Linked DNA regions of Mus musculus: region 2 is linked to region 1. The links are chromatin loops, found by intact Hi-C in ENCODE. Cell type or tissue: left cerebral cortex. All regions are shown on one strand. Each heading gives the region's core, and the rest is flanking DNA. Links, peaks and the distances in the headings are about the cores only.

The links. A loop is a pair of places that touch in the nucleus more often than their neighbours do. Peaks named below come from ENCODE experiments on the same cell type or tissue, not always from the same donor. Only the 100,000 strongest peaks of a DNase experiment are listed, where the experiment ranks them.
Region 2: a loop joins it to region 1, with 2.4 times the contacts of the local background. A loop is called at or near these places in 4 of 42 quality-filtered maps.

Annotation. Positions count from the first base shown.
Region 1 is chr17:67,112,949-67,128,410 of GRCm38, forward strand. All of the region lies in intron 2 of Ptprm (protein tyrosine phosphatase, receptor type, M), which reads right to left. Among named protein-coding and RNA genes, the nearest start is that of Mir5709, 94 kb to the left of the region's middle. In left cerebral cortex, for the core only: no CTCF peak of the experiment used is centred there; DNase peaks (open chromatin) are centred at 8,117 and 11,464.
Region 2 is chr17:67,001,828-67,017,289 of GRCm38, forward strand. All of the region lies in intron 7 of Ptprm (protein tyrosine phosphatase, receptor type, M), which reads right to left. Among named protein-coding and RNA genes, the nearest start is that of Mir5709, 17 kb to the right of the region's middle. In left cerebral cortex, for the core only: no CTCF peak of the experiment used is centred there; DNase peaks (open chromatin) are centred at 5,391, 8,550, 10,216, 10,789 and 1 more place; H3K4me3 peaks cover 283 bases; H3K27ac peaks cover 1,185 bases.

The sequences.
Region 1 (15,462 bases), core at 3,804-11,803:
AGGAACTTCCTCTGTGGAGGACAAAGAAGGCCGTGCAACATTGTGGTTTTTCAAACCCTCTCTTTCCTGTAAAGTTCAAACATTTAAACTGCACAGGGCCCAAAGCCCATCCTAAGGGCAGGCTCTTGGCCACAGGGATCTAAAGAAATTCCTTATGAATGAACACATAGACAACCCCAGGAGGTCAGACATGAAGTAGGTTGACATCCCTGGACCCAAAGGGAGCACTCAAGTCATTGGACATTCTTAGAGAAATCTATGATCCTAACAACAAAAACCCCACAGTGCCAGACTAACCACAGGCCCTGCCCTACTGCTAAAGAAGATAATTTATCTTTCTGTGATGCTTAAAACAACACAAAATAAAGCAAAACAAATGCACTAATTTGAGTCAGCATAACTTCAGGTGGACTGATCAAATCTGTAGCCCTATTACTTTTATGCTGGAATAAAATAAGGACGTAAGCAAAAGAGATTGATACTATGAGTCATGCTTCCATTTTCAACTCAAACCAAGCCCCAGGTGTATCTGAGACAGGGCATGGATAAAACTGAAGTGGGGAACCAATCTCAGTGAAATTTACATGTACCATTTCCTTGAAATGTTACCACATATGGATCATAGACTTTAGTCACATTAGCAGTACTTAAATTTTTGCCATTGCTAAAAATTAACAAATATTTTCATGCCCTATTTTTATGACTTGTCACAGTAGCAAACTGGAAATGGTCAGCTCTGCCACTGGCCTATGTCATTAGCAGACTGACAGATAAAGACTCACATTTATTATTCTTCACATTTTGTATCATTTTCAAGATCTGGAGACCTTTATTTTCACTTACTCAGTTCTAGTACAATGTTACATATTTTGTTTGATGCAAGTAGAAGCATGATACTGAAAACAGTCTGTGGAATTTTCCAGGCTGCCAAAGATGCCAGAGGCACAGAAACAGTGAGAGGCTGTATTCTAAATGGCCGTATCGTCCCATGATTATTCTTCCCTTATAACTGCTATGTTACAAAGGTTTGGATGAGCACAGTTTCAAAGACCTAGGAAGATGTAAACTCAAGATGTAGGCTTCTCTCCAAAGTTCAATTACATGCTCTTTTAAATCCATGCCTTTTTAATCCGCCCCCCTCTCTCCTCAGCCTTCCTGTTCTCCCTCTTCTCTGACAGTCTCTGTCCAGGTCTCCGTGTCTCCATCCAAACCCAGGCAATCTTCGCAGGGAGTCACCTAAAGTCATAACATTTCAGTCCAGAGCAAACCTTCAGAAGTGGACAGTATTCAGATTTGTTTTGTGTAGTGTTTTAGGTTCACTTCGACCCTCCCAAACAAGCTGTAGAAAAATGCTGATTGCGTGCAAGTATAAATATTTAAAAATAGTATGTGCCCACTTGCAAGGTTTTTGCTGCACCGAGCCAGATTGCATTCAACTATTAAAGGCAAGGAGACCCTTGGTGAGTGTCAGCTACGCTTAGCTTCCTTCGCACTAAAAACACTTGGTGTGTGTTGTTTCAATCATTAGTCTGTTTATGAGTAGAAACTTGAAAAGCACGAAGCACACATATTTTTGCAGAGGACTCAGGAATAAAGGAGACTTCCAGGGCAGGAGAGAGACACAGAGATCTATCATTTGCTCAGTTATACAGAGTACACCCATCAGTGGTCAAGATTCTAGGCTGAGAGCCTGAAAGCCAAAATCCAATGATGAAGAAGATGTGGCTAAAGACTTCAGCGAGCTTCCAGTTCCACCCACCAAGGAACAACAGAGGGTTTTAAAAGTGCTTAAACATGTAGCTTGGCTGTTGAATACACAAGAAGGGGAGATGTGTGTGATGTGGGAAGGTAAACAGGTCAGTAATGGCTTCTTCTTCTTCTTCTTCTTCTTCTTCTTCTTCTTCTTCTTCTTCTTCTTCTTCTTCTTCTTCTTCTTCTTCTTCTTCTTCTTTTTTCAGAAGAATATTGCCAGGCTGCAGTTATCATCTGTGACAACAACTGGGCTAAGGGTCAGAATGAGTCCTTTGCAATGGAAGGTGAGGAAGTGGAGACAGAAATGGCCACTAACGCAGACTGGAGAGCCGGGGCAGAGTGCAGAGTGCACCTTGGAGAGGAGCCAGAACATCCCAGTCTCTGTGCAGACAGGCTGCAGTCCACACATCTCAACAGGTCTACCAAAGTGAATCATGGGCAGCTTTGCACCAGAGATCATTTCCCTGCAAAATGCATGGGCCACAATGTCTAGCAGCTCCACTTCCCTCTCCCAGAGCAGCAGAAGAAAACATATCAAGTAGAGACACAATTCAATCAGGATCCAAATGACTCCATAAATTTTCTCAGGTTTGAGCCTCAAATTCACTATCACTGCATCTCCACTTTGGCCTAGATTTCTCCCTGAAAAACACAAGGCCTTGGGACTGACTCCCTTGTTTGCCTGTAAATTATAATAAGACAGGTGGGAGGGAGCCAGCCAGCCTGGAAGAAAGGTTGGAACAGAAACGAGTTGGTTACTGATATGTCTACAATTCTTATAAGCAGGGCAGATCCAAGTATATGAGGTCTCGCTTTACCCTCAAGAACATCTCAAGTTCCCCAGTAAGTGAGAGTTGATAATTGAAACAATGAATGACATGGAAATGTATACTTGAGAGGTGGTTCAGAGGTTAAGAGGACTGACTACTCTTGCAGAGGGCCTGGGTTTTGTTCCCAGCTCCCCACTGTAGCTCATGACTGTCTGAATAGCCCAGTTCCTCTTCTGGCTTCTGTGGGCACATGACATACATACAGTCAGTGCACATGCATATGTCTGGGGAAATACTCATACACAGAAAATAAAAACAAATTCTCATGTAAAACTTACATTTTAATAAGCAAGGCCTAATTTTGTCATTTCCTGGTGCCAGGTGTCAGTCTGGAATGGTGGGGTCCTCCCGTGCTCCTCTAAACGTGTCCTATTACAATCTCATTGGATAAGAAGAATGGAGGTCTGGTCAAGGATTAAACTTCCGTGTGGCCTGAGATGATGCTAACTGTGATAGGCTATTCCTTGCTGAAATGCTGGGCTACCCATCAAGCTGGAGATGCCTTAGAGCTGAGGATGTAGGATTTGAATAAAGGGTTTGCCCAGTTTCCCCTTTCTGCTGGCCTAGGCAGGAGAAGGCATGGAAACACTGCGCTCTGCTTGCCTGCTTGCAGGAGGGCCCATCACCATCTTCTTTGCTCTTCCCAGAATCCTTCAGGGCTGGAGTTAGGTCTGTCAATTATGCGCTTGATTCTGACTCTATTGGGAGATGACAGAGCCAGAGTTTAGAAAGCAGAGCCTAGGAGGAGGAACTCCCACCAACCAGGAGGCTGCCTTGGAGTAGATAGTGGGATCTAGCCTCTTTATGTCTACTTACCCCAGCTCTGATTAAAGTTCTGCCATTTGTTCGCGCCCTATTGTTCTGTTTCGCCATAGACACCACCCCCACCCCCCAACACAGTCCAGATGAGATTTTGGATCAGAAATCACTGAGATAGTGAACCAAAATACAACTTAGGTTTTACTTTTATATTTGGAGATTATAATATCACTTTCTCCCTTCTCTTACCTCACTCTAAACCCTCTCATAGATCTCCCCACCCCCCCCCCCTCTCTATCCTGGTATCTTTTCTTCACCGATTGTGGTCCAGAGAGCTGCTCTTCTCATGGTAACCAAATAGCTGAGTGGAAAAGATGGAACACAAAAGAGAGGACCTGGAGACACAAGTTACGCCACCCAAAGGTGACCTACTTTCTGCCACTAGACCCTACTTCCCAGTGATCTCATTCTGAGCAGGTGGGGGGTGGGGTGTCTTGTATCCCAGCTCCAGACCACACTTTCCACATGCAAACCTGCAAGGGACATTTCATGTCTAGACCATAGCCCAGGGAGATGCTTTATAATGAACGCCGATACGTGAAATCTGACTGTTGCAACAGCTACAAATAGCCTACTATGGGAAAGGCTATGGCCAACACACCGGTGTTACACTTGTGACAGAGTCCCAGGCATCAAGGGAATGAGTAGCTCTGAAGTGAGAGCTGACGGCCCTACGTACTGAGGATGTGTGCAGGGAGGGCCACAGGGAGAAGGACAGCCCTGCCTTGCTAAAGGCCCATTCTTTTATCCACGGTGACACTAAGAAGAGGGTGCACACAGAACAACTTAGATTCCTCTGAGAAAACTCATCACACATAGCTTGCAGTTTCCTACAACTTTGGTGATCTTTTTCTATAATTTTTGAGCCTCTGCATGATTTCTTTCGTGCAGAAATCCCTAAATCCTGGATCCTAGCTCTTTGGGATAGCTATCTGTTTTCCCGGGACTTGGTCTGCCAGGCTAAGGAGAAAACTCTATCCTGCTTCTTTTGTAGAATTTAAATATTTTCAATTTAAAAATTCTTTAGTTGTCTCATCTTAAGGTTAAAAGAATTTGGTTCCGCAGCTGCTATGAGATGAAGGGGAGCCTCTTCAGCGTGACACACGGGACCCTTCAAATTGCACTCAGCCTATGTATAAGATGTGGCCATCTGTCAGCCTGCTCACTGGGCACTCTTTCCCATTCTCCCCAGACACAGGCATTCCAATGAGTTCCCACTATAGACGCTGAAAATCTCTAGGTCCACTGGAAATGGATCCCAACAGAAACAGCAAGGCACTTGTGCCAGGCAGAAACGGTCCTGTCTGAGCGTTATTTAGAAGTCAGAAGTTCATTGTCTCTGCATAATCATAGCACACAGATGCTATCCCACATCATCTGGACAGGCACCAGTGGCCTAAATGACCACCATGGCATTCCAAGGAGGCATGCTGATAACCTGTCGATGGGAAAAAAGGCCTGGGGCACCATTCAAAGCATGTTTTAATTTCCTCTTTTGGAATCACTATTGTAATCATGCTGCCACCTTCTTATGAGTATGTATATCTAAAGTGTGAGCATCTTGCTTACAGATCCTTAATAAGTCAGTTCGCTTTTGCTGCCTGCCAGTGAATGACATGGTAGTAAGCAAGCATGGATAAGAACAGAGTACATGTCTGGAAAATGCTTCTACCTTTGTAGAAGTAGATTAGAAATTTATAATGCAGAATCAGTAACCTTTGTTGGTACCTATCAGCTGTGACTCTGGTCTAAGGGGGAAGCAAGGAAGCTAGCCCTGCATCTAATTCAAAGCCTTCCTGACACAGAGTCAGTTAATAATCCCTCCAAGCCAACAAGTGTTACCATACCCATTTTGCAAAAGCTAAGATGGAGTCATTCAGCAGCAGCCACCACAGCCATGGAATATGCAAATCCAGGGGTCTCTGACTTTCTACGTTGGCCGTTATTGGGACCTGGTCTCACTCAGAGTGCGATGATACTTCTAGCCACATCCCTGGTACCACAGACATTTAAAGGACATTACTGACTCTTTCTACTCATACTTTCGTGGAGGAAGTGGTGCCCTCTCTGACTGACAGTCATATTTTTTTTCCACACTACAAACTAAAACACTGGACTTAAACCTTCCCATGAGTCTTTCAGGTGCTTAATGACCAAGGAGCTGCTCCATCTCCTTATACCGACAAATAGTTCATTTAGATCTTAAATAGTCGGCAAAGCCACTTCAGTGTGATTATCTCAACTTACAGGATGAAGACAGATGCAAAGGATGAAACCGAGAAGCAGACTGCCCCGACATTATTTAACACAGCAAGGGATACAGGTAGGATCCACAGGCAAGGCTGTCCCTATGCCTTTATTACTGGAAATTTCTAAAGCCTTTGTCTTTCCTGTATAGGCACTACTTCCCAGCACAGAGGCACACAGGAAAGAGCCTCGGGAGTTCAGGAAAGAGATTGTCCCTATGACAGAGAAGTGTTATGTAGACAAATGACCAAGCCACAAGGTCATCTGAGCCACCAAGCCTGGAGGCATCTTCCCATGAGGCTATGCTCCATAAACCACTGGATGACAGATATGCCTCATAACGTTGGGGACACTATTCCGTCACAGCTGACTGTTTCATTTCTTCATCTGTTGGTTTATTTATTCGTTTATTTTTACAGTTCTGAGGCTCAAGCTAAGGCCCTTCTACATGTGAGACAAGCATGCTCTGCCTTTTAGCCCTGCCCCTAGGATGAACTTTCGGGGAAGGACACAGCAAGCCACAATGAACAAAGACACACTCAGAGGGCAGGGGAACAGCTGCTCTCTGCAGCGAGAGGAAGACGACCATACTCAGATGGGGTCTCCATGTCTGGGAGTTCTACAGCAGAAGGCCCATTGGCCATAGATCAAAATTATTCAGAAAAACAAATGTATCTATCTTAAACATGCCAGACTTTTAAAAATCACTCTTCTCTGGAAAATGTGGTTTAGTAACTATTTCTATAATATTTATATTGCCTTGTGTACTATAAATAATCTAGGGACTATTTAAATAGACAGGGGGGTGAGCTATAGAAATGCAGATACATGTTTTGATATAAGCAGCAACCGACAGGTTTAACCCCTGAGGGACAGGGGTCAAAAAAAATCCAGCAATAATGAGGACTCTGTCGACTTTCAATTTCATGCCTCACAGATGACCAACTGCTAACAATCCGGTGTGTGCAATTCTAGATATTAGATCCATCCTTAAGTAGTATCTTAAGGTTAGGGAGCCAGTCAAAGAATATTTTGGTTCTGGTACCTGCATTTTGAAACAGTGCCAGGATCTTATACTACAAGCTTCTGTTTCCTAATGGAGTTTCCAGCAAAATGAGATTGGATGCTCTCTCACTCTCTCTCTCTCTCGCTGGCTCTCTCTCTCTCTCTGTATAATTTTTTTCTCTTACATATTTTTTATGAAATCTTTCAGGATTTTTGATGGATAATTCAATTAATTCTTATTAAAGGTAAGAACTTCTGTAGAAATGTAAAGAAGGAGACTAGCAGCCTGTCATTATTTCTGACCTGCACGGAAGAGGCGGGGGGGGGGTCTTGGAGCAGAACTGGAATTGCACAGAGCTCTCCCCCTGGTGTGCTCCTGTGTCCCCCCCCCACATCTCTGTGACTGAACACAGCACTCACTCAGCAGAGGAGGAGAGTGAGTTCCTAGAAAACAGCACACAGCCGCTCATTTGGAAGCACGACTTCCATCTATCACATCCTTTACCTTAGGAATGGCTTTCTTTCATCATCTGTGGTATTGTCGCTTAAATTTTGTGTTTTGTGAAGGATTGGTGGTGGTGGGGGTGTGTGTGTAAATCCTGGAGTACATGCTAACAAATGGCCAATTCAGCGACTCTCAGTTCTGTAGTCTAGGTTCAACAGATAGAGAGATCACTTGATGGCTCCTTTCTCTCCAACACCTGCTCTCGTTAGCTGGGCTTCTTTGACTGAAAAGACAACCAGAGAGAGAGAATGGAGTTCTACTGAGGAACAATTACGAAATCAGTTTTCATTGAAGTTCAAAGCTACAAACCTGATTAGAAAAAAAAAAAAAAAAAAAGACCTACCCCCCCCAATTGAAGCTATTTCTCTCTTAGTAGACAAAGGTGGCTTCAAAGAGAGCAAGTATGCAATACAATGCTCTTCTGAGCTCTCTTAAACTCTGTCCCCCCAAGGCCTCAAGCCCTGTTTTCCATTTCAGAAGCTCTTGGTTCCCCCTATCACTTCTAACCAACAGAGATGCTCTTACCGGTCACTGAGTGACTCCTATTCACAAAACAAAATACATATTGAGAAGCCAAGTTCAATTGTCCTGGTGCTCAGTCGCGTCCACTAACAATTAGCTAGCTCCGTCTGACTCCCCATGAAACTTATCAGTCCATCTTCCTCCAAACTTGACATCATTTTCTCTTGGTATGATTATTAACAGCCCTCTGGGTCTCGTTCCTGCTGATCATGGCTGTGTGGTTATCCACTGGTTGTTGGATTTTAGTATGGGCACTGGGAATCAAAGCCAAGGCTTCCAGCATGCCAGGAAGGAGTTCTGCTGAGGAGCTACACCCCAGCCAATGCGTACATTTCTGATGAGCTGTGTGGAATACCAAAACATGAAGGAAAGCAGAATTCTCCTTCTCTTTTGCATATGTTTCCTTTTCCAGGCGACTCCTGAAGCCAAGGAGCTGTCAGAAGGTTTGCACGCTGGCAGAAAAGCAAAGTGCCTTGCCAGCAAATCACATTATCACAGGGGCTGCCCCACGTCAACTCTTTCTTATAGATCTACGGCTTGACTGCACAATTACACAGCAGAAAGACACCAGTCTCCTTTGAAGGGACTTGGAGCAGAATGGCAGGGTATGTATTTGTAAGCTGCCCAAAGAAGGACTGTGTCAATATTTTGCCAATATTCTCAGCCTGTTCCCCCTTTGGCAAACTTTCTCATTCCGCAGTTAGAAACTTAGGTAATATTTTGTCTTTTACACATTTTTAGAGATTATGCTGCTATACCGTGAGGTAGTTAATGGTCATTGTCAAGTGGAATAGATTTGGAGTCATCTAGGAATCACACCCCTGGGAGTGTCTTTCAGTGGGATTTCCAGGAAGTTTAACAGGGAAGGGAAGGTGCACCCCAAAAGTGGGTGGTACCACCCTGTGGGTTGGAATCCCCAGCCTGAATAAAATGGAGGAAAGAAAAAAAATCATGCTGGCCACCAGCAGCCACCTCTACTTCCTGACTACGTCCACAAGGTGACCAGCAAACCTATACCCACTTCCCCATGCCTTCCCAGACATGATGGGATGTATTCCTGTAAACTGTGAGCTCCAGGTAAATTCTTCCTGCCATAAGAGGTTAGGTCTCAGCAACAACAACAACAAATAACTAACAAGGGTAGCTGTACCTGTAAGGGTTCTGCTTTCCTATGATGCTGAACCATTTATTGTTCTAGCTGGTGATGAGACCTGAGAGAACAGGACTGATGAATAAGGTGGACTAACGTCTCATGCAATAGCCCGCTTTATTCAGAGCATCAGACAGTTTATCCTCTGTGGGTTAAGCGGAGTCACACAAGTAAAGTGTACAATCACCAGGATAAACTGCAGGTGACAAAAACATGCTTTTACATGGATAACAAGAGCCAGTTGTAATGAATAACCTGAAGTAAGGTCTCTCCTATTTGCTACACCTGGGAGGGGCACAAAGATCACATTCCAAGACCAACTCTATGGTTTGTCTTTGTTTTTGTTGTGGTGCATGCCTTTAACCCTAGCACTTGGGAGGCAGAAGCGGGCAAATTTCTGAGTTCGAGGCCAGCCTGGTCTACAAAGTGAGTTCCAGGACAGCCAGGGCTACACAGAGAAACCCTGTCTCGAAAAACCAAACCAAACTAAACCAAACCAAACAAACAAACAAACAAAAAAGAAACGCAAGTCACAAGACTCTTGTCTTGGTTTCTTGAGATTTTTACAACCTGTCAGAAATCTCCTCACTTAACTCCATCCTTGGACCATGTTCTGACATTCAACCTGTTCAATGACTGTCGATCTCAGCTCCCTGACTTGCAGACTCCCTCAGCCGTGCAGAGGGGCTGCTGTAGACCTGGGTACTGCTCCTTACTGTAAGACACATTAGGGCAGCCTCTTGGCTGCACTCAGTCTGCAGGAGCCATGTCTCTCTCGGGCTGGCTGTGTTTCTCGTGCTTTTGGCTTCTAGCAGTTTGATGTTATACCTAGACTTCCTTTGCACTTACACGTTTGCATTTATAACCTCTCTTTACATTAGTAGCTTAACGGATCTTTGTTTGTTTGGGGAAAGCATCCATTCTGGGATCTGCAAATGGCTCAGCTGCTAAGCACAGTAACCCCAGTTCAATCCTTGGGGCTGCCAGAGTGAAGGAGAGAACCAGCCCCTGAGAGCTGCCCTCTGACCGCTTCATATCGCTACAGTGCATGCACACACAGTGCCTTAGTGGTCAGGTAAACAAGCAAGTATTTTTAGAGCATCGGTCATTGTATCCCATCCTGCTTTTGTCTGTTTCTTTGTCCTTCTTTTCCCTCCAGGGGCCTCAGTGGCAGGTGATACATCTCTGCGACTTTCAGCTATTCAGCTCCATCTCTGCTTTCCTGTCCTCTCGGCATCACGGGCCAAATTTATTTTCTGTCTAAATTCTGGCTTGCCAGTTCTCTCTCGGCATGTAAAATCTCACGTGAAACCAAGTCACTGAGATTTTAATTTATAACTTGTTTACATTCTCAGATATCTATTGGTCCCTCACTTGCAGACCGAGTTCTCGGTAATATTTTAATTATTGGTATACTTCAATCGTTTGACTAGTCTTATTCAGAGCTAAATAGTTCCATCAAGTGCATCACCTCAGGGTTTCTGTTTTCATGCCTTAACCTCGACTGATTTTCAGTTATGGATCATGTTGGGGATAGTTGGCTATTTTTAAGTTAGTCGCACTATTTAAAAAAAAAAAAAAAGTTACAGAAAAACTTGCTGTCCCCCACTGATCCTGTCTTCTGTAGAGAGGACTCACTTGCTTTAGCATAGGGCTGGTTAGGAGTGGGCTGCTCTGTTCTACAGTTCGATGTGGGTAGAAGCTGGTGTCAGTCACTCAGTCACCCAGGCATCTGATGTCCTTGCCTCACTCTTTGTCCTATGGTCTGTTACTGTGCAGTCCTAGTGAAAGCAGAGAAGGCCTGGAGTTTTTTCCCTGGCTCCCCAGGTGGCCAGAATGTAAATGTCAAAGCTCTTTGAATCCTCCTAAAGCTCCAGGCAGCTCTGCAGCCTCTCAGGTGACTTTAGCAAATGCCTGAACTGGAACTTTCAGGGAGGTCTGGGCTCCTCCTGGTTATTTGCCCAGGCAGCTGCTCTCTCCATGTTCAGCCTCACACACTCACCCTTCTAGATCTTCTATTTCTTCTAAATGAAGAGGGGTCTGAAGCATGCTAGTGGGGCACACCTAGAAATGAAGTTCTTAATGCCGTCATTTAAGAACTCAGAACACTGGGCCAACCAGATGACTCAGCAGGTGAAGGGAACTCCCACCAAGCAGGCCCGACACACACAAGCCAAGAATTTTATGGTCAGATTCATTTTTCCTCCACGTCCATGTTCCTACTCAACCCAGACACATGGAACTTCTCATAAGCAATGACTGTTTGGGTTGCCCCACGGTTGCTTCGCCTGTGCAAATGTTTCTCTCTTGCACAGACCAGAGAAAGAAAGAAAGAAAGAAAGAAAGAAGAGAAGAGAAGAGAAGAGAAGAGAAGAGAAGAGAAGAGAAGAGAGAAAGAAAAAGGCACAACTTAGCTGCTCTTTACAGGATCCTGGGAAAATTGAAACAAATGAAACAAATACAAGACTGTGTTTCTGTGTTTAGGAAAACACTCAATGTGTAGCTCATACAAAGCCAACAGATCTTAGCAAGATGAAGGCCGCCCTGTGGTCTGTGGGAGCTTGCTGAGCTCCTCGGTGACTCAGCCCCTTGCTTCTGCACTTCACACTTTAGAGTACAGAGACATCTTGTTGCCAATTTCTGTCACATGATCAGACTGTTCTTTGAGGATGCTTTTCTACAAATCTTGCCAGCACTCGTGGTAACAGACACACAGACACAAAGCCACAGACACGCCAAGTCCATTCATCATTTGAGCCAACAGTCATGGGCTCAAAGCTGCACAAATGCCTTCTATTTAAGATCCCCTGCCCGTGGAGGAACACACTCACATAAGCAGGGCAGGGAGGATGGGATAGGGAGTTTCTGGGAGTGGGGGAAAACTGGGAGAGGGGATAACATTTGAAATATAAATAAAGAGAATATCCAATTTAAAAAAGTATTAAAAATCACATGCCCAGAACAATGCAGTAGCACCTATCACCAGCTCCTATGCACCATCACCTGTGCACCAGTACTATGTAGCAACACCTCTGCATCAGCACCTGTGCATTTACCTGTGCACCAGCACCTGTGCATCAGCACCTGTGCATCAAGACCTCGGCACCAGCACCTGTGCATTGACAACTCTGCGTCAGCACCTGTGTACTGGCACCTCTGGATCAGCACCTGTGCATCAGCACCTGTGCATCAGGACCTCGGCACCAGCACCTGTGCATTGACAAGTCTGCATCAGCACCTGTGTACTGGCACCTCTGGATCAGCACCTGTGCACCAGCACCTGTGCATCAGCACCTGTGCATCAGGACCTTGGCACTAGCACCTGTGCATTGACAACTCTGCATCAGCACCTGTGTACTGGCACCTCTGCATCAGCACCTGTGCACCGGCACCCCTTCATCCTGCTGAGTCTGAACATTGCAATTATACACCTCCACAGTCTACACAACCAGGCTCTACAGATCTCCTAGAGAGTATATACTGGGCATGGATCAAATCCTGGGATCAAACACACACACACACACACACACACACACACACACACACACACACAGAGTGCTTTGGGGACTGGGGAAACAACTCAATCAGTAAACTACTTGTGGTAAACATAAAGCCCTAAGGCTGAGTGTGGAGGTATGTACGTATCACAGATCAGCACTGTAGAAGCTCGGATAGGTGGCTCCCCAGGACCCACTGGCCTGCCCAGACTACAAGGTAAGTTCCAGGCCGAGGTAAGACCTTATCCTATAAAACATGGGTCCTGAGGATGACACTCAAGGTTGACGTGCAATGCATGTACGCATATATAAAATCCTGAACACACACATTCATGCATGCACAAATACATACAGACTGACACAAGTAAGAAGAGAGAGAGAGAGAGAGAGAGAGAGAGAGGTTATTGATCCAAGCCCATTGTCTCTGGTGCTGGAGCAGGAGAAAGGCTTTGTTGTGGATAGGAGGCCCGGAAAGAATGTCATTGAAGCCACAAGAGAGGAGCCCTCTATGAGCCACATCCTGAGTCCCCACTGAAAGCCTGAGTCACTTCCCTGAAGTCATCGGCAGAGGTTAATCTAAAGTGGAATGAGCAAAATCTTACAGCCAGCCACTGGAGAAAAATCTGTTTCATAGTCAAGAGGAAAAGTCAGATGGACCCATGCACAATGTATTCTAGCAAAAAAAAAAAAAAAAAAAAAAGACTTTTTTAATGCGTTCGTGCTGTCTTGTATCAAGCTGAGTCAGCCATGAGCTTCCCTGTGGCAGGAGAGACAGAACCACCTGGGAACAATAAGACCCCTGAACTGAAATCAAGGCTGAGACATTCGTGATAGTTTATTCATAGGAATCTGAGCTCTGGGAGCTTCTGGGATGTGGATCAGGGTGCAAATCAAGAATCAAAAGCATAACTTCCTTTTCCAGTTGGTCCAGCAGACTCTTAGCAAAGCTTTCTGTAGGGTGGACGCCCATCAGGGAGCAGCAATATGGGGATGCCGGAGGAAGGCAGTGGAAGAGGACAGAAGCACAGACAATGTGGCCCCAGGCAGCCTGCAGCTACCCGTTTTAAAGAATAAGGTATCTGAGGAAATCCCTACTCGAGCTGATGAGCGGGAATGTGGCGCTTTCTTCCATGTCTACTCTGTCCACTTAGCTCTTGGAACATGTCGTCTGTGATGAGCACGTGCTCGCCCTCCTCTCTGATAGAGGACACGTGTTCACAGTGTCAACTCTTCAAGGCTCTGGGGTCAGCTCAGCCGTCATGACAGGCAGAGCCCTTGGGTGGTCACGTGAGGATTCAGCATCCTCTGGGAACTGTACACATTGCGCATCGGCAGTGCGCCGGCCCACAACAGGTGTGATATGGCTGTGGGGAAGGGAAGGGGGGCGCCGGCCCACAACGGGTGTGATATGGCTGTGGGGAAGGGAAGGGGGGCGCAGGCCCACAACAGGTGTGATATGGCTGTGGGGAAGGGAAGGGAAGGGGGGCGCGCTGTGTTCTTCTCAGTCTTCAGTTTTAGGATCGGAAATTTGAGGCTATCGTTATTCATCTCCTGTGCTGCAGAGAGAAAGCCTGACCAAGAGGGAAGCCATCACACCAAGCACAGCTCTAGAGAAGGATACAGACTCTTGACATTATTGAGCCAATGGATCCAGTGGTTACCCAACGCTGACTTATATCTCACTGCTCTAAAGAAGCCCCTCAAACAAAGAGAACACCATCCATACAAGTCCACGGACAGGGACCACAATCAGCAGCCGGTCCACAAATCCTGGCATGTTCAGACGTTAGAATTAGAGGCTGGCAGGAGCTGTTCAGAGTAGCTCATCGGAGTTCCAAAGACAGAGAAAGCAATGCTTCCTGATACGGGAGGGGATAATGGAACCCTGTCAGGGTGAGCCTGAGGGTCCCTAGGTCCAGGGTGTTATCTCCAGTCCTCATTTCCAATCCACAGCCACGTAACAGCAAGATACCATAAGGGAGACATGACCTCTGCTATGGCTGGGGTGTCTGCTGCAGGAGAGTGGGAGAAATTACAGTGCCCGGGCTGGGATGATCAAAGATCAGAAGCACTCAGAGAACCCCAGTTACCAAAATGACACCCTAACATGGCAGAGCAGATCTGTCTCCTAGTGATCAGAAACAAAAGGATGGGTAAGCAGTGCTTACAACAAAAGGGATTGCTGCTTCTTTCACGGTCCAATCATGAAATTTGTTTTCCTTGACTTAGAAATGAAATCTGTGTCCACTTTTAATACAACAAACATGTTGGCCAAAGCGCCTTGGATTTCCAAGGGCATATACCAAAGCTAACACGGCAGCTTCTGGGGTTCCAACAAAACAAGCAAACCCCACAGCCAACTGCTAAACCATATGTTTCCAGTGGCTTTCGTTGGACAGAAAGCCAATTCATCACGGGAACAAAATACAACATCACAGACTCCAGTCAGATGGCACAATTCTGAGCATTTGTCAGCTCTCTGCTCTGAAGTCTAAACAGGAAGAGGCATCTTGCCTGAAAATGGGAGACACACTGCCAATTTTAGCACAAACCCTGTGCAAGTAGGGAAAATGTGCGGAGGTTTGAGAGGCAGACCACGGGGTGAGCTCCTAACACGGGGTGAGCTCCTTACAAGTTATCCACAGCAACAATTAAAACCTCAGAAGGCTTCTGATACTAGCCAGTGATCTTTCCTGCAATGCTAACGGGAATGTTCTGGAATAAATATATTATTGCATTGGTCTAAGATGGACATGACGAAGAAGGTAGAGTTGTTCCCCAAGGGTTATGTTTCAAAGTAAAATATAAATAACCTCTGGCAATATTTAAGACCATGGCTCCACTCCACAGTACAGATAATCAATATCTGCCAACTGTAATCTTGCCCTTCTCAAAAATAGAATGTTTTCTCCTAAGCAAGGTAAGATCATGGTTACCAGCTCACTTAAACTTACATTCCTCCTGACTTAATACTAAAAACTTAGGTTTAAACATGATTCTAGAACACAACAGAGTCTATTCAGTCAGTCAGTTCAGAATTATTATCACCTACGCTTTCAAAAGCTCCGTTAGGCTTAGAGACGTAGGTTGAACTCTTCACCTGCTTCATAGTCAAACAAAACATAGTTTCTGTTG
Region 2 (15,462 bases), core at 5,067-13,066, 110 kb before region 1:
AAATTCAAGACAGTCTATCAGAAGTAAAGTGGAAAATAGCTTTACAAGGTACGCCTGGCCTTGAACTTTCTAACGAAATTCAAGACAGTCTATCAGAAGTAAAGTGGAAAATAGCTTTACAAGATATGTTTGGCCTTGAATTTTTTCTAGTGTTAGAAGCCCTTTTGTTCCTTTTCACATGTTATCAAGTGGTTAAGGCAGGGAGGATTCTAGATGAAATTCAGGACAATCTATCAGAAGTAAAGCGGGGAGAGAGAGTAGGAGCAAAGAGAAAATATGGTACACAAAATAAGCATACAGGCCTTTCCACGGGTCTTGAACCTGAGGAAAAGTTTAGGTCAGGTAAGAATACCTGGGGAGAGATTGGAAGGAAGGAGAAGAAAAAAGAAAAGAAAAAAGATCAATTAGAGAAGCCAGTTCTTAATAGTTCTGAATCAGATGAAAAGGCTATTAGGGCCTGGAAGGCGCTCTCCCGAGCAGGTGAAGCCACTGGACAATAATGACAGAGGCAGGCTCTTGCAGCCTACAAGGTCTTATTGTCTACCCTGGAGTTGTAGATCAGGATTGTAAAGGGGAACTTCAGGTTCTCTGTTCTTGTCCTCAAGTTGTCTTTTCTATATCACAAGGGGACAGAATAGCTCAACTAATAATTTTGCCAAGCCTACATGGCTGTTTTTTCTTCCTCTGGTATTCCTAGAGCTGCAAGAGGGATTGGTTCTACTAGAAATGATTCTGATTACTTAATAATGCCTTTAGATTGTTGTCAAATTTTATCTACTCACGTAGGGGTAAACCCTCGTGGCGTCAGGCCATTACAGGTCTGACAAATGGATGTCACGCATATTTCCTCCTTTGAGAGAAATCAATATTTATATGTTTAGATAAAAAGAGATCACCTCCATACCTTAAATGATTTTCAAAAGCTGTTGGGAGATATTAATTGGCTCAGACCTTTTTTAAAGATTCCTTCCGCTGAGTTAAGGCCTTTGTTTGGTATTTTAGAAGGAGATCCTCATATCTCCTCCCCTAGGACTCTTACTCTAGCTGCTAACCAGGCCTTACAAAAGGTGGAAAAAGCCTTACAGAATGCACAATTACAACGTATTGAGGATTCGCAGCCTTTCAGTTTGTGTGTCTTTAAGACAGCACAATTGCCAACCGCAGTTTTGTGGCAGAATGGGCCATTGTTGTGGATCCATCCAAACGTATCCCCAGCTAAAATAATAGATTGGTATCCTGATGCAATTGCACAGCTTGCCCTTAAAGGCCTAAAAGCAGCAATCACCCACTTTGGGCAAAGTCCATATCTTTTAATTGTACCTTATACCGCTGCACAGGTTCAAACCTTGGCAGCCACATCTAATGATTGGGCAGTTTTAGTTACCTCCTTTTCAGGACAAATAGATAACCATTATCCAAAACATCCAATTTTACAGTTTGCCCAAAATCAATCTGTTGTTTTTCCACAAATAACAGTAAGAAACCCACTTAAAAATGGGATTGTGGTATATACTGATGGATCAAAAACTGGCATAGGTGCCTATGTGGCTAATGGTAAAGTGGTATCCAAACAATATAATGAAAATTCGCCTCAAGTGGTAGAATGTTTAGTGGTTTTAGAAGTTTTAAAAACCTTTTTAGAACCCCTTAATATTGTGTCAGATTCCTGTTATGTGGTTAATGCAGTAAATCTTTTAGAAGTGGCTGGAGTGATTAAGCCTTCCAGTAGAGTTGCCAATATTTTTCAGCAGATACAATTAGTTTTGTTATCTAGAAGATTTCCTGTTTATATTACTCATGTTAGAGCCCATTCAGGCCTACCTGGCCCCATGGCTCTGGGAAATGATTTGGCAGATAAGGCCACTAAAGTGGTGGCTGCTGCCCTATCATCCCCGGTAGAGGCTGCAAGAAATTTTCATAACAATTTTCATGTGACGGCTGAAACATTACGCAGTCGTTTCTCCTTGACAAGAAAAGAAGCCCGTGACATTGTTACTCAATGTCAAAGCTGCTGTGAGTTCTTGCCAGTTCCTCATGTGGGAATTAACCCACGCGGTATTCGACCTCTACAGGTCTGGCAAATGGATGTTACACATGTTTCTTCCTTTGGAAAACTTCAATATCTCCATGTGTCCATTGACACATGTTCTGGCATCATGTTTGCTTCTCCGTTAACCGGAGAAAAAGCCTCACATGTGATTCAACATTGTCTTGAGGCATGGAGTGCTTGGGGGAAACCCAAACTCCTTAAGACTGATAATGGATCAGCTTATACATCTCAAAAATTCCAGCAGTTCTGCCGTCAGATGGACGTAACCCACCTGACTGGACTTCCATACAACCCTCAAGGACAGGGTATTGTTGAGCGTGCGCATCGCACCCTCAAAGCCTATCTTATAAAACAAAAGAGGGGAATTGAAGAGATTTTACCCCGAGCACCAAGAGTGTCTGTGTCTATGGCACTCTTTACACTCAATTTTTTAAATATTGATGTTCATGGCCATACTGCGGCTGAACGTCATTGTACAGAGCCAGATAGGCCCAATGAGATGGTTAAATGGAAAAATGTCCTTGATAATAAATGGTATGGCCCGGATCCTATTTTGATAAGATCCAGGGGAGCGGTCTGTGTTTTCCCACAGAATGAAGACAACCCATTTTGGATACCAGAAAGACTCACCCGAAAAATCCAGACTGACCAAGGGAATACTGATGTCCCTCGTCTTGGTGATGTCCAGGGCGTCAATAATAAAGAGAGAGCAGCGTTGGGGGATAATGTCGACATTTCCACTCCCAATGACGGTGATGTATAATGCTCAAGTATTCTCCTGCTTTTTTACCACTAACTAGGAACTGGGTTTAGCCTTGATTCAGACAGCCTTGGCTCTGTCTGGACAGGTCCAGATGACTGACACCATTAACACTTTGTCAGCCTCAGTGACTACAGTCATAGATAAACAGGCCTCAGCTAATGTCAAGATACAGAGAGGTCTCATGCTGGTTAATCAACTCATAGATCTTGTCCAGATACAACTAGATGTATTATGACAAATAACTCAGCTGGGATGTGAACAAAAGTTTCCGGGATTGTGTGTTACTTCCATTCAGTATGTTAAATTTACTAGGGCAGCTAATTTGTCAAAAAGTCTTTTTCAGTATATGTTACAGAATTGGATGGCTGAATTTGAACAGATCCTTCGGGAATTGAGACTTCAGGTCAACTCCACGTGCTTGGACCTGTCCCTGACCAAAGGATTACCCAATTGGATCTCCTCAGCATTTTCCTTCTTTAAAGAATGGGTGGGATTGATATTATTTGGAGATACACTTTGCTGTGGATTAGTGTTGCTTCTTTGATTGGTCTGTAAGCTTAAGGCCCAAACTAGGAGAGACAAGGTGGTTATTGCCCAGGCGCTTGCAGGACTAGAACATGGAGCTTCCCCTGATATATCTATGCTTAGGCAATAGGTCGCTGGCCACTCAGCTCTTATATCCCATGAGGCTAGTCTCATTGCACGGGATAGAGTGAGTGTGCTTCAGCAGCCCGAGAGAGTTGCACGGCTAAGCACTGCAATAGAAGGGCTCTGCGGCATAAAATGAGCCTATTCTAGGGAGACATGTCATCTTTCAAGAAGGTTGAGTGTCCAAGTGTCCTTCTCTCCAGGCAAAACGACACGGGAGCAGGTCAGGGTTGCTCTGGGTAAAAGCCTGTGAGCCTAAGAGCTAATCCTGTACATGGCTCCTTTACCTACACACTGGGGATTTGACCTCTATCTCCACTCTCATTAATATGGGTGGCCTATTTGCTCTTATTAAAAGAAAAGGGGGAGATGTTGGGAGCCGCCCCCACATTCGCCGTCACAAGATGGCGCTGACATCCTGTGTTCTAAGTGGTAAACAAATAATCTGCGCATGTGCCAAGGGTATTTTACCACTACTTGTACTCTGCCTTTCCCGTGACGTCAGCTCGGCCATGGGCTGCAGCCAATCAGGGAGTGATGCGTCCTAAGCGAAGGATAACTCCTCCTTAAAGGGGACGGGGTTTTCCGCCATTCTCTCTCTGGCTCTGGCGCCTGCTCGCTTGCTCCTAAAGATGTAAACAATAGAGCGCGCTCTGCGCTTTGGCGCGCCGGAGCTCTGGCTCCTAAAGATTATTGGGGTGGCTTTCGCTTTTGGGGCTGGGAGTTTGCGCTCCTAGCTCCTGAAGATGTAAGCAATAAAGTTTTGCCGCAGAAGATTCTGGTCTGTTGTGTTCTTCCTGGCCGGGCGTGAGAACGCTATTAAGACTTGCCCAGCACCTAGAAGGCTGTAGGTTCCACGCCAAGCACTGAATACCCCCACCAAACAGGCTGCAGTTATATCACCCCTCCTCTGGCATCCAGTTTTCCCAAGAAGACTGACCCTCTCTTGCACCTTTCATTCCCTCGAGTCTATATATAATCTTTGTCTCTAGAAGCCAATAAAGAGAACCTGGCCCAATGCAAACCTTGTGTGCTTCTTCCTTTAGCCCTAAGCTTTAAAGCCATCTTCTCCCTCTATGTTCTTGCCTTGGAAATAAAGGACAGTTCTACCTTTGACCACGCCTAACCTTAACCTCCATTCTTTAAATTCCTGCTCCTGCTCTGCCAGCACCATGGAGGGCAGCCTCAAGTAGACGGTACAGGTTCATTAAAATATAAATAAGTCAAGGAAAATACTGGCAAGGAGTTACTCTCAAGCCCCACATTCTCTCATTCATTCTAGCAAAATAAACAAACTACCCTTCAAACCAGAAGGGATGCAAAATTATCACTCACGTGTCACGCCACCGGAAGGAAAAGTGAAGTGAGAACGAAAAGCTAAAGCTGATTTATTTTGTTTCTTAACTACTTGGTCATAAAACCAAGATTCCAACATAGGTAGGTGATTGGTTCTTTCTTTAAATCTCACCAGATATGAAATGGTTTTCTTTCTGTGAAGCCTCACCTCGTCTTCTCATTAACATCCCTCAGGAAGATGGATTGTAAGTGTACCCAACACCGGGACACAAACCAGCCTGTAAAAAGGCAGGCTACTGTCGACATACTGTCACGTGGAACACCCTTTCTCGCTCTGCCCTGCAGGTCCTTCGAGGCTCACACCCAAAGTTCCCAGCTCGCTAGGCCCATTCGTGACAGCGGGGACATTTCTGCTGAGCTATTTGAACCTCGTTAGCCTGTTTTCTGTTCAGAATCAGTCACCAGACTTTTCTCCTTGTATTATTCCCAAGCATTTCCTATTATCCTTGACTCTCCATTCTAGACTCCAACTTCCGAGTGGGCAGGCTAAGTTCTTGAATCTTTTTTTCCATTCTCCTTGTGTGCCGTCTGAACAAACATTCTGGCAGCAGAAGGGAATGAGGTCAGCAGGCTCTGTGCGCATGAGCGTTGCCATGGAGTTCATGCAAAGGAGACAGGCAGGGCTTCCAGCAACAACACTTTTTTCCCCCAAAGGCTGCAAAACTTTGGAGCCAGGAAAAGCTGCATCCTCAGCCAGAGACACAGGAAGTCAAAAAGAACAATTCTCTATTTTTCCTCTGTCAACCAACCACATTATTAAATCCTAAAATACAAAGAAATAGCATGGCTGATTATTGAAATTTGGAACCAACACATACATGGCACTGGGATCGAGAACATTTTCCTCTCTTACTCTTTAACTATTTATTTCCACATACACTGAGTAAAGGCCTCTGATTTAAAGAGTGATCTTTTCTCCTTTTAAGACCTTTAAGCTGAAAGATCAAATCTCTCATTAACTCCTTCATGATCCTTTAATCCCTCTAGTTAGCCTTGAAAGCTGCAAATGTTGTTTTCTTACGAGACTGATTCTGTCCCACACAGGTCTGAATTAACAACCTCCCTGCTTACGCATCTAATCTTTTGCAGAGGCAGCAGAGGCCAGGAGGAGGCAGAAAGAGGACACACAAGACTTCATGGTAGGACCTGAGGATCCACATGTGACCAGAAGTCCTTCCTCAACTGTTAGGTCCTGCTCACCTCTTAATTCTCCATGGTCCACAAAGTAACCAAATGGCAAATACTGCTTATATATTTCAAAAAACATGGAGGAAATATGCCTCAGGGCACACCCTAATGGACAGACACAGAAGAGTTGTCACCTTAAGAATGCAAGATGGCCACATAAGTAGGAAATCACTTCTAGCAGAGGTACAGTGAAGCCATCACAGCCTTGAATTCAAATAAATGAAACGGGTTAATTTTTCTCCTAAAACCTTTAGCCAGGAGACAAGAGGCAACCAGTAGAAACAAAAAGGACAGCAAGAACAATTTAACATGTAGTTTCCCCCTCAATCTGAGCATTTTAGAGTTAGGCCTTCGGGTGGCTGACAGGTTAGTACTGAATCCCTCGGGCTATCACCAACAACGCATTATTCTTTCCTTCATCATTGTGGATCTGGACCCAAGGATCTCAGACATTTGACAGCCTGCTTTTGTCTCGGTTTTGTTTGGATGCCATGGATCGAATCTCTGGGCATGTCACCCCACCACCGAGCTATAGCCCCAGTCTAATTCCAGTTTCTATTAGTTACACCGTGACGGAGCAGAACTGACACGGTTGCATTTTTGATCCATTCCCCTGATGGCTTTGCTGGGCATGGCAGAGAAGATCACTTGACTTTGCTGTTCCAATGTACTTGGGAAAAAAAAAAAGAAGAATGTACTGATTCATTTTTGTAATGATATATATTTTTTAAAATTACAAAAGTCTTTAGTAATAATAAATTAGTCTCAGGGTTGTTTTTATGAATTCCTGGACGAGATTAAATGATTTCCTTAGTTTTTCGGCTAAATGGCAATTTCTAAAACTAGAGGTGGATTGTAGGTAGCTATGAGTTTTCAGAAGCATGCATAAGTCAGAGGGCTAAGGACAGTATTTACCTAAGAAATATTTGCTCAATAAAAAAATCTCATTATCTAAACTTGTGTGGTCCCAGAATCATATGTACCAGAGAACATGCAGAATGCCCCACCTGTGCTCAGAAACAATAAGCCAGGTGTGTGTGTGTGTGTGTGTGTGTGAAGTATGGGGGGTGCACTTGGGGGTGGAGTATAGGGAGACTACACAGGGATGGTCATCAGCTGGAGTGACAGAGTTTAATAGGAGAAATGGATTAGATCCGGTTTTCCCCTTGAGGTAAGGTTGACAGTTTCAGGAGAAGTGTGTTACTTTGTGAATATCTCAATATTTATTTGTTCTATAGCTAGGAAAAAAATCTTAAAAGTAAGATTTCAGAGACTTCTTAGCGGAGATACCTACTAAGGCTCACACAAAGATCTGGGCATGTTGGCAGATGGCTGCAGTCCCAGGGAGTCCGAGGAAGGAGTATGTTCATTTTCTGGACCAACCTGGGCCACTTAGTCCTTCGTGAGACCCCCTAGGCCAGCCTGCGGAGCTTAATCTGTACTAAGACCCCCATCTCAACACCACACAGCAGGGGCTGGAGCTATGGCACTGCAGTTAGGAGCCTTTCTGGATCTTCCGGAAAGTTTGGATCCTAGCGCCTACCTAGGCAGCTCACAACTGCCTATACCACGAACTCTCAGGAAACACCTAACACCCTCTTCTGCTCTCATACTATCACACACATATGATAGACACAAAGACATAGCTACATAAAACAAATCTTTAAAAATTATTTAGAAAAAATAAAAATACAAATGAACAGCAATGTAGTGGCTATTCCTGGTTGTCAACTTGACTATATTTGGAATGAAGTACAATCCAGAATTGGAAGGCTCACCAGTGACCCTTATCTGGAGGCTTGGAGATAGAAGTTTCTGATCTGGATCTTTGTATGGAGATCTTGAGCCTTAGTGGCTATGGATTCCAGAAGATTAAATCTCTGAGTTCAAGGAACACACCTTTAATCTGGGCTACACCTTCTGCTGGAGACAATATAAGGACATTGGAAGAAGGGAGTCTAGCTCTTGCTCTTGCTCCTTCGCCTGCTTGCTGTGTGAGACTGAGTAACTGCTAGATCTTTGGACTTCCATTCACAGCTGCGACTGAACCATTGTTGGGAATTGGGCTGCCGACTATAAGTCATCAATAAATTCTTTTACTATATAGAGACTATTCGTAAGTTCTGTGACTCTAGAGAACCCTGACTAATACAAGCAACAACAACAAAAAAATCACCCATACGAAGAACCAAGATCGGGCAGGGGGCATGTTCCACAGCCCGTGGCTGATACACATGCAGGGTGGTGCTCTAGATGAAGGAGATCATATGCGTCACAGTGGGACAACTGCATGGCTGTTGGGGTTTCTTAAAGTAGTTACCTCTCCCCCAACACACACACATACACACACACACACACACACACACACACACACACGGACCAGGAGCTGACTTCCCGAATGACACACAGGGCCACATTTTATGAGGGAGTTTAAATCCCACTGAGGACATTTGTATTCATAAGAGTTCATGGGACAAAGCCACGGAGAAGTAACTCACACAGTAGGAGCTACTGGCTATACAAAAGACACTTAGTATTCAAGACACACCATCTGGGTGGTAGCCAATAAGGCCTGGCAGAGCTGGTTTGGAAGAGAATAAATTATGTATTCCACCCTGTCCCCCATCCCCCCCCCCCAAGGTCCCAGCAACCACAGATATCCGCTGGAGGAGGACATGATGAGATCTCTTCCTCACATTCTGCTAAATCACCGTAAAACCAAATAAATTAGGTTCCTGCTTAAACATGGAACTCCACAGAGCCACTGTGATCCAGGGGACTTTCTGAAAGACGACCCCATCTCGGTTACGACTCCTGAAAGTACCTTTAATAAGGGAAAAGGCCACTTAGCCCATCATTAGAGAATAGAACGGCGTAACAGACCAAAGACTGAAGCCAAATTTAGCTGCATGATGATAATAGCAGAGGCAAAACTTCTGGAACTTGAGACCAGGAGAGAGGAAGATGTGTGAGTAGCCCTGGGTGAACCTGACATCAAAGAGATGACCCATGATAAAAGCATCAGAAAGAGGAAGGGAGGAAGGGAGGGAGAGAGGGAAGGCGAAAGGGAAGAAGGAAGGAGGGACAGAAAGAGGAAGGAGAGGGGAGGGAGTGTGGGTCTTGGTTCGCAGGTTGAGGGTACAGTCTTAAAGTAAGCAAGTCACAACCTTGGGAAAAGGAGGTGGCTCAGAGAACATTAGATGTCCCTTCCCAACTTCCCCTTTCCCTGTTCATTTCATTCTGAACTGAGTTCATGGAATAAAGTTGATCGTATTCAGGATGGAGTTTTCCATCCCGGTCATCCTGATCTCCAAAATCTCTTCAGGACATGCCTCTGAGGGTTTGTATCTGTGGCAGTTCTCAATCTCAGGGAGTTAACAGCAGAGATCAGCCACCACACCTGGCCAGGGTAAATCCTGCTAGCTTTAAGGCTTTGATGCGTGGTCTCTGGGGTCTGTATGTTAAATGGCCCGTGGTAGTATCTGGAGCCTTGGAGAGCTGGGGCTTGCTCCAAAGTCCTCTGATCTTACTTGGATGGATCCTTTGAGGTAAGATTAAGATATTCCATTCTTTCTGTGCTTCTCTGAGATAAAGCTGTACCTGCTGCGACATGTTCTCATTGGGACTACACTTACCACAGCCTGTAAGGCAATGGGTCAGTCAACCTCAAACTGAAATATCAAAAACTTAGCCATATCTTTTTCTTTTATGAAATTGAGTGCCTCTGGTAATTTGTTATGGTAACATTAACAGGAATAACACAAGACAGAGTCTTGGTCCGAAACTATAAGCTGGTAGGTATCCACGTGCAATTTAGGGAAAGGTCTTCAGTGTGCTATTGAACTCACCTGTAACATAGCAATCATGTCAAACTCAACCACAGGACTGTGATGGAGTTACTTATGTAAATATTTTTGCAGAAGTAATCTACATATTAAAATTAAGCAGAACTTCTACATCAGAAGGCTAGGGCCAGACAACAGAAACTCCCCGGAGAGAGGACTTTGGGCGAGGTCTCAGAGTATTAAAAGACAGGAAGACATGATGACTTTCCAGGCATACGCTCAGATGAGGTTGGACAAGCAACCCAGCTCATTTGTAATGAGGCAGGCCTGATTCTTGCAGGCTGGGCTATGACTCACTCACAGCTTTGCTGGCCTGCCTTCTGTGTGGTACCATGGAGGTGTTCTCTAGTCATGCCCAAAGGACCATCCTTTCACAAGCTCTGAAATAAATTTAGCACCAAGCTCTAGAAGCAGCCAACACCCCTTTGGAAAACACAATATAACATATGCTCATCATTTACATAACCAGACAGCTGGAGTCTACAGAAATGCAAATTCTGCCATCACTTAAATGTGAAGTGGAAGAAACTCTTTTCCCTGAAATGCAAGGGAGAGGGACAACAATTTGAGGGAAAGGTGATCAACAAATCCAACCCGGTGCACATAAAACAGAAATTCAAATTTCCTCCAAAGGTACACAGATGGCGCGTACACATATGAGCTCTATGTGTTTAGCTTCTGGGGCTTCAGCATGCAGCCATGTGGCTCCTGAGGACTCTCCAGTAGGGTCTCTCCACATCAGAGTGCATTCCATTGAGTGGAGTTCTGGAACGCTCCCCACCCCCCACCCCCACCCCTGGCCTTTATCTTTCCTTCATTCTGCTTGGATTTTTTTTTCTCTTCTCATGGAGGCAGTTGGTTGGTTGTTGGACTGAATTACTGGGAGCTACAAGCAATATTAACCCAGTCCAACCTTATTTTTGCAACTCAGTTCAGACTCTGTAAGCGCCCCGTCCCCCATAGGCAAGCAAACAGCCAGTCAAAATATGCTAACTTGTGCCAAACGCTACTGACATGAATTGCCTGAGCAATCTTTCTACCCAATTTTCTATAAGACAGACATCCCTCACAAGGTGCACACACACACACACACACAGATATTTATCCAAACACACATAATTTGGGAAAAAAAGGGGGGGAGGCAACAGAAAAATCCAGCAATTGCAAAATTACTGTTTCTATGAGTCTCTTTCATTATTTTAAAATAAAGCGTTTATCCAACATGCAACCTCTTGATCCCCATCTCTAATTGAGTGGCTGCCTTGAATTTAAAGCCCAAGTTGCTTTCAGCCCTCAGAATAGTCCCTTAACTCATTCTCAAATCATAGAGAGTGATTTAGATTCTAGAATGTTCCGGGGACAGCTGAGATGTCTCCTCTGTCCTGTTCTCTGGGGCCATATTAGGCTCGTGGAGGTTAATAGGTCAGTCTGCAAAGAAAGGATTTCTATTTCTTCAGAGAGATATATGTCCTCTGTACAGCCAACACTGGCCCAGCAGAAAGAGTTTCAATAAGTGCCCCTCAAGGCTGGAAAGATGCACTCAGCTCCCATGTGCAGAACTGTTATAGTATTCCCTGAGCTTCAGACAGGAAATGAGTGACTGGCTGAACTCGGAGCTCCTATAGGGAAGAAAAGGAAACTGAATGTTTCTCATCTTTCTTCCCCAAATTTCTTGAAATAGAATGTCCACAGGCAAAGGGCCAAGAGGTAGGCACAAAGAGAGCATAATTAAGGCACGCCACTTGCGTGTGGGAGGCCCTGAAACATGTTTGCAAAGAAGCTGTCGAACAAATGCTGCAATTATATGGATGTAAAGAAACACACCATCTCTTAGAAGCTTTAATGAATGCGCGTGATGTAATTAAGTCCCTGAACTTCCTTTGGGGATTTGAGCTTCTATGGCTGCACTTTACAGAATTAAAAACTGTTGCTTTGACTAGTAACCACTGAAATGACGCAGCAGGTTGGGTTGGTGTCTGAATGTACCTTCTGCAGGTAGGACAGGCAGGAAGCCACAGGCTCCCCTTTCATTTTCACGTAGAGTACACCAACCCTGTCCTCTCTACTGGAAGTACAAGGCCTGCAGTTATTAGCCATGGTAAAATAAAAACAGTATGCTTCAGTCAGTTCTAATTGTCATCTTGACAGAAGGTACATTCACTTGGGAGATGGACCTCTGGGGAGATATTTTGACTATGTTATCTGAGGTGGGAAGCCCTAGACCACTGTGGGTGGCACCATTCCTTAAGCAGAGAATTCTGGACTGTAGTAAGAGTAAAGAAATCCTTACCCCTCATCAAGGAGGAGTCTGTTTGCAACAGACAGAAAACTACAACCAATCAAAATGCAGAGGCATGGAGTCCAGCCCTAACTGATACATCTACAACACAACTCTTGAACCTATGGCTCAGAGATCATGTGGAGGAAAGGGCAAATATTTTAAGAGTCCGAGGAACAGAGATTTTGCTGTGAGATCGCGTCTTCTAGGAATATCAGAAGCTACACCCATAAAACCTTACGAAGACTGTGAGGGCATTATCTTCATAAGGACAACACAAACAGACATGTTAACATAGATGAGGGGTAGGTGGCTCACAAGGACTCAACTAGACACAGAAGAATGGGCAACTACAGAATGCTCACTGTGGGAGAAATAGTCTTCCCCAGGAAAAAGCATGGCGGTGGATTATTTAATACCAAGTGGTCAGCCCTGGAAGCACATACCTAAGAGTGCCAGCGCAGGCCAAGAAGCAGAGAAAGGTGAGGACCACCTGCCCTGAGCATCACTCGGAGTGCCCTTTATTCTGCCTGTGCTCCTAGTCCCTGGGACGGTGCTAGCCACAGCCAGCTAATCCCCCTGAAACATCCAGAGTGCTCCGCTCACCTGGGCTCGTCAGAGTTCCATCAAGTTGATAATGAAGACTAACTGTAACATTAGCCACAATTTGCACCCCACTCTAGGAATCCACTATGGAGCTGTTATGTCTTTATAGCTGCAGAGTGCTGGGCCCTGCTCACTTATGTCCTTATCATACTGCCAATGGCTGGGTACCAGGGAGCTAGCATCTGCTCAGGACAGATCATATCTGGAATGAATTCCTTGCTCTGTTCCCTGACTGAGTCTCCCTGATAGCAGGCTAGCTAGCCTCTTTTGGATGTTAGCTCTATAGTGTTTTCTGGGGGTTTCAGAAGCCAAAATCAGGTAAGGAAAAAAAAAAAAAAACTAATGTCATGAAGACATACTGAGATGTCTTCGTGTGGCATTCAGCCACCTAAATGTCTAATTACCGCCATTTTCAGGTATCTGATTTTTTTTTCTCCCTGCTTTTGGTAGGAGATTCACAAATCTAAATATGTCAGGCATGGTGAATAGATGAACTACCTACAGCTTTTGTATGATCTCATCTGAGATGGTCCTGCACAGTCAAAATAATCAGAGGCAGCTTTTAACAGTAGCTCTTTTTTAAATTCTAAAACTTAATGACATTAACTGAGGTAGAACAGTTTAAGGAAATGTCAATTATAACACACAGCAGGTGCTGACAAGCCGGAAACCATTCATCTGTCTTAGAGGGTTATTTGTTCAAGTTGGAAAGTGTGTGTGTGTGTGTGTATGTGTATGTGTGAGTGTGTGTGTGCTCGCATGAGCACATGTGTGTGCTTTAATGCATGCATGTGTATGTGCTCACATGTGCAGGTATGTGCTGGCATATGCACATGTATATATGTGCTTTCATGCATGGGTGTGTATGCTTGAATTCATGCACATGTGTGTGCTCGCATGCAGGTGTGTGCTTGCATGTGCACATGCGTGTGTCTCTGTGTCTGTGTTTTATGCATGTGCACAGGTCCATATCCTCTGAGTGCACATATGTGAGGGTGCATGTGAGGAGATGCACACACATGTGCAGAAGGAAGAGGACAGTCTCACATGCCATTCCTCGGGTCTAGTCCACTGACGTTTTATCTTGAAACTCACTCAAACAGGCCAGGCTGGCAGGCTAGAGAGCTCTAGCTGTCTGTCTACCTTTGCTTCCCCAGCACTAAGAATACCAACACACACCATTGTGCACAGCTCTCTTTTGTCTGTGTGTGTCCTGGGAACTGAACTCAAGTGTTTATTGACTGAGCTAACTTCCCAATTCCCAGGAAGGCTAATGTTAAAGCTTGACTATACTGCAGGCTTTGCAAATGCCTGGCATTAGTACCTTGTATTACAGGTTCCTGTTAAACCAATAACCTATGGGGCCATATCTTGACCTTCATCACGAATTCTTGTGAAGAGCATGGAGCATGGGCCAGTGAGCCATGTGTTCTTGGAATCATCTCATGAGTTTTCCTAATTTTGAAATGGGTACTAAAGGAAGCTGGAAACATTACAAAACATAGCAAGTTCCTGCCTGGACATGCGAACTTTCACTTTTCTGAATAAAATGACCTTGGTCAAAGCCCTTAGCCCATACTCAACTGAAGGGAGATGGTTGCTGTCCTCTCTAGGTTCTGACAGCCTAAGGCCTGATCCTACAAAAATTGACCACTGTTCCTATATGGAATATGTAAAGAGGCAAATGCCCCTTTGAGCAGAAGATATAGTAGTGAAAACAGCTATCACAGTAGAGACTGGTAACCTGTAACCTGTTCCTATTCTGTTTCTGACCCAGTCCAGGACATGGAGACACCAGTAGTGCCAGCCAGTTAGTCCATTCACCTGCTCAGAGCTGTTCTGTTTCCAGGCTTCAGCTGTTCACCCTCCTACCTCCTCCTGCCATCATCTCTGTTTCTCTACAGCATCCTTTTCGCTGAACGTTCTGAGACTAGTGCCCACGTTCCAGGGAGCCCACAGTATTCTAGCAATATATCCCACAGCTGTTGTTGATGATGTGCCTTGAAAGTCCTTTGCTGTGTTCCAGGTAAGACCTTCGTCCAAGTGCCTGCCAATGCAGGAGAAGCAGTCTGAAGTGACTGAGTCTTCAGAAAGGCACGAAGAAATATGAGCAACTGGAAGAGCTGCTTGGCTGGGTCCTGCATGGAGCACTTAGCTCACACTGCTGCCCAGAACCGGCTGCCCCTTCCCTCTCCAAATGCCTTTGTTTGCATATGGTTTGCAAGGAGACTGCCAGCCGTGGCCAAGCACAGCTCCACACTTATCAAATTTCATCTAAAACTCTTCATCTCAAAATGCCACTATGCCCACAGTACAAAGTGGATCAAAGGCTCTTCTCGTACCTTGATTATGGAAGGCAATTAGTTCTTTGTTACACTAAAACATCGTACCACATCAGTGGCCTGTACATAAAGAAGAGAAGCCCAGTTCTTCCAGAAAAGGAGCATACTGTCTCTTTTCCAAATATGTCTGGAGAAAGGCAAATCTATTACCTTTTATGGACATACAGTAAGATACCTATCAGAAACTACAAACTATCATGTGCAAACTGATTTTAATGACATACCCATGCCCTTTAATGAGTGTACTTACTAATAGTTTGCTTCATTAGGGAATGATATCTAGATAGAGTATACATTTTTAACTCTCTATAAGTTTAAGCTTCCAGTATTCCTGATAGTGGTGGGTTGATGTGTCATTTTCCTAGACCAGTCAGCATCTAGATATT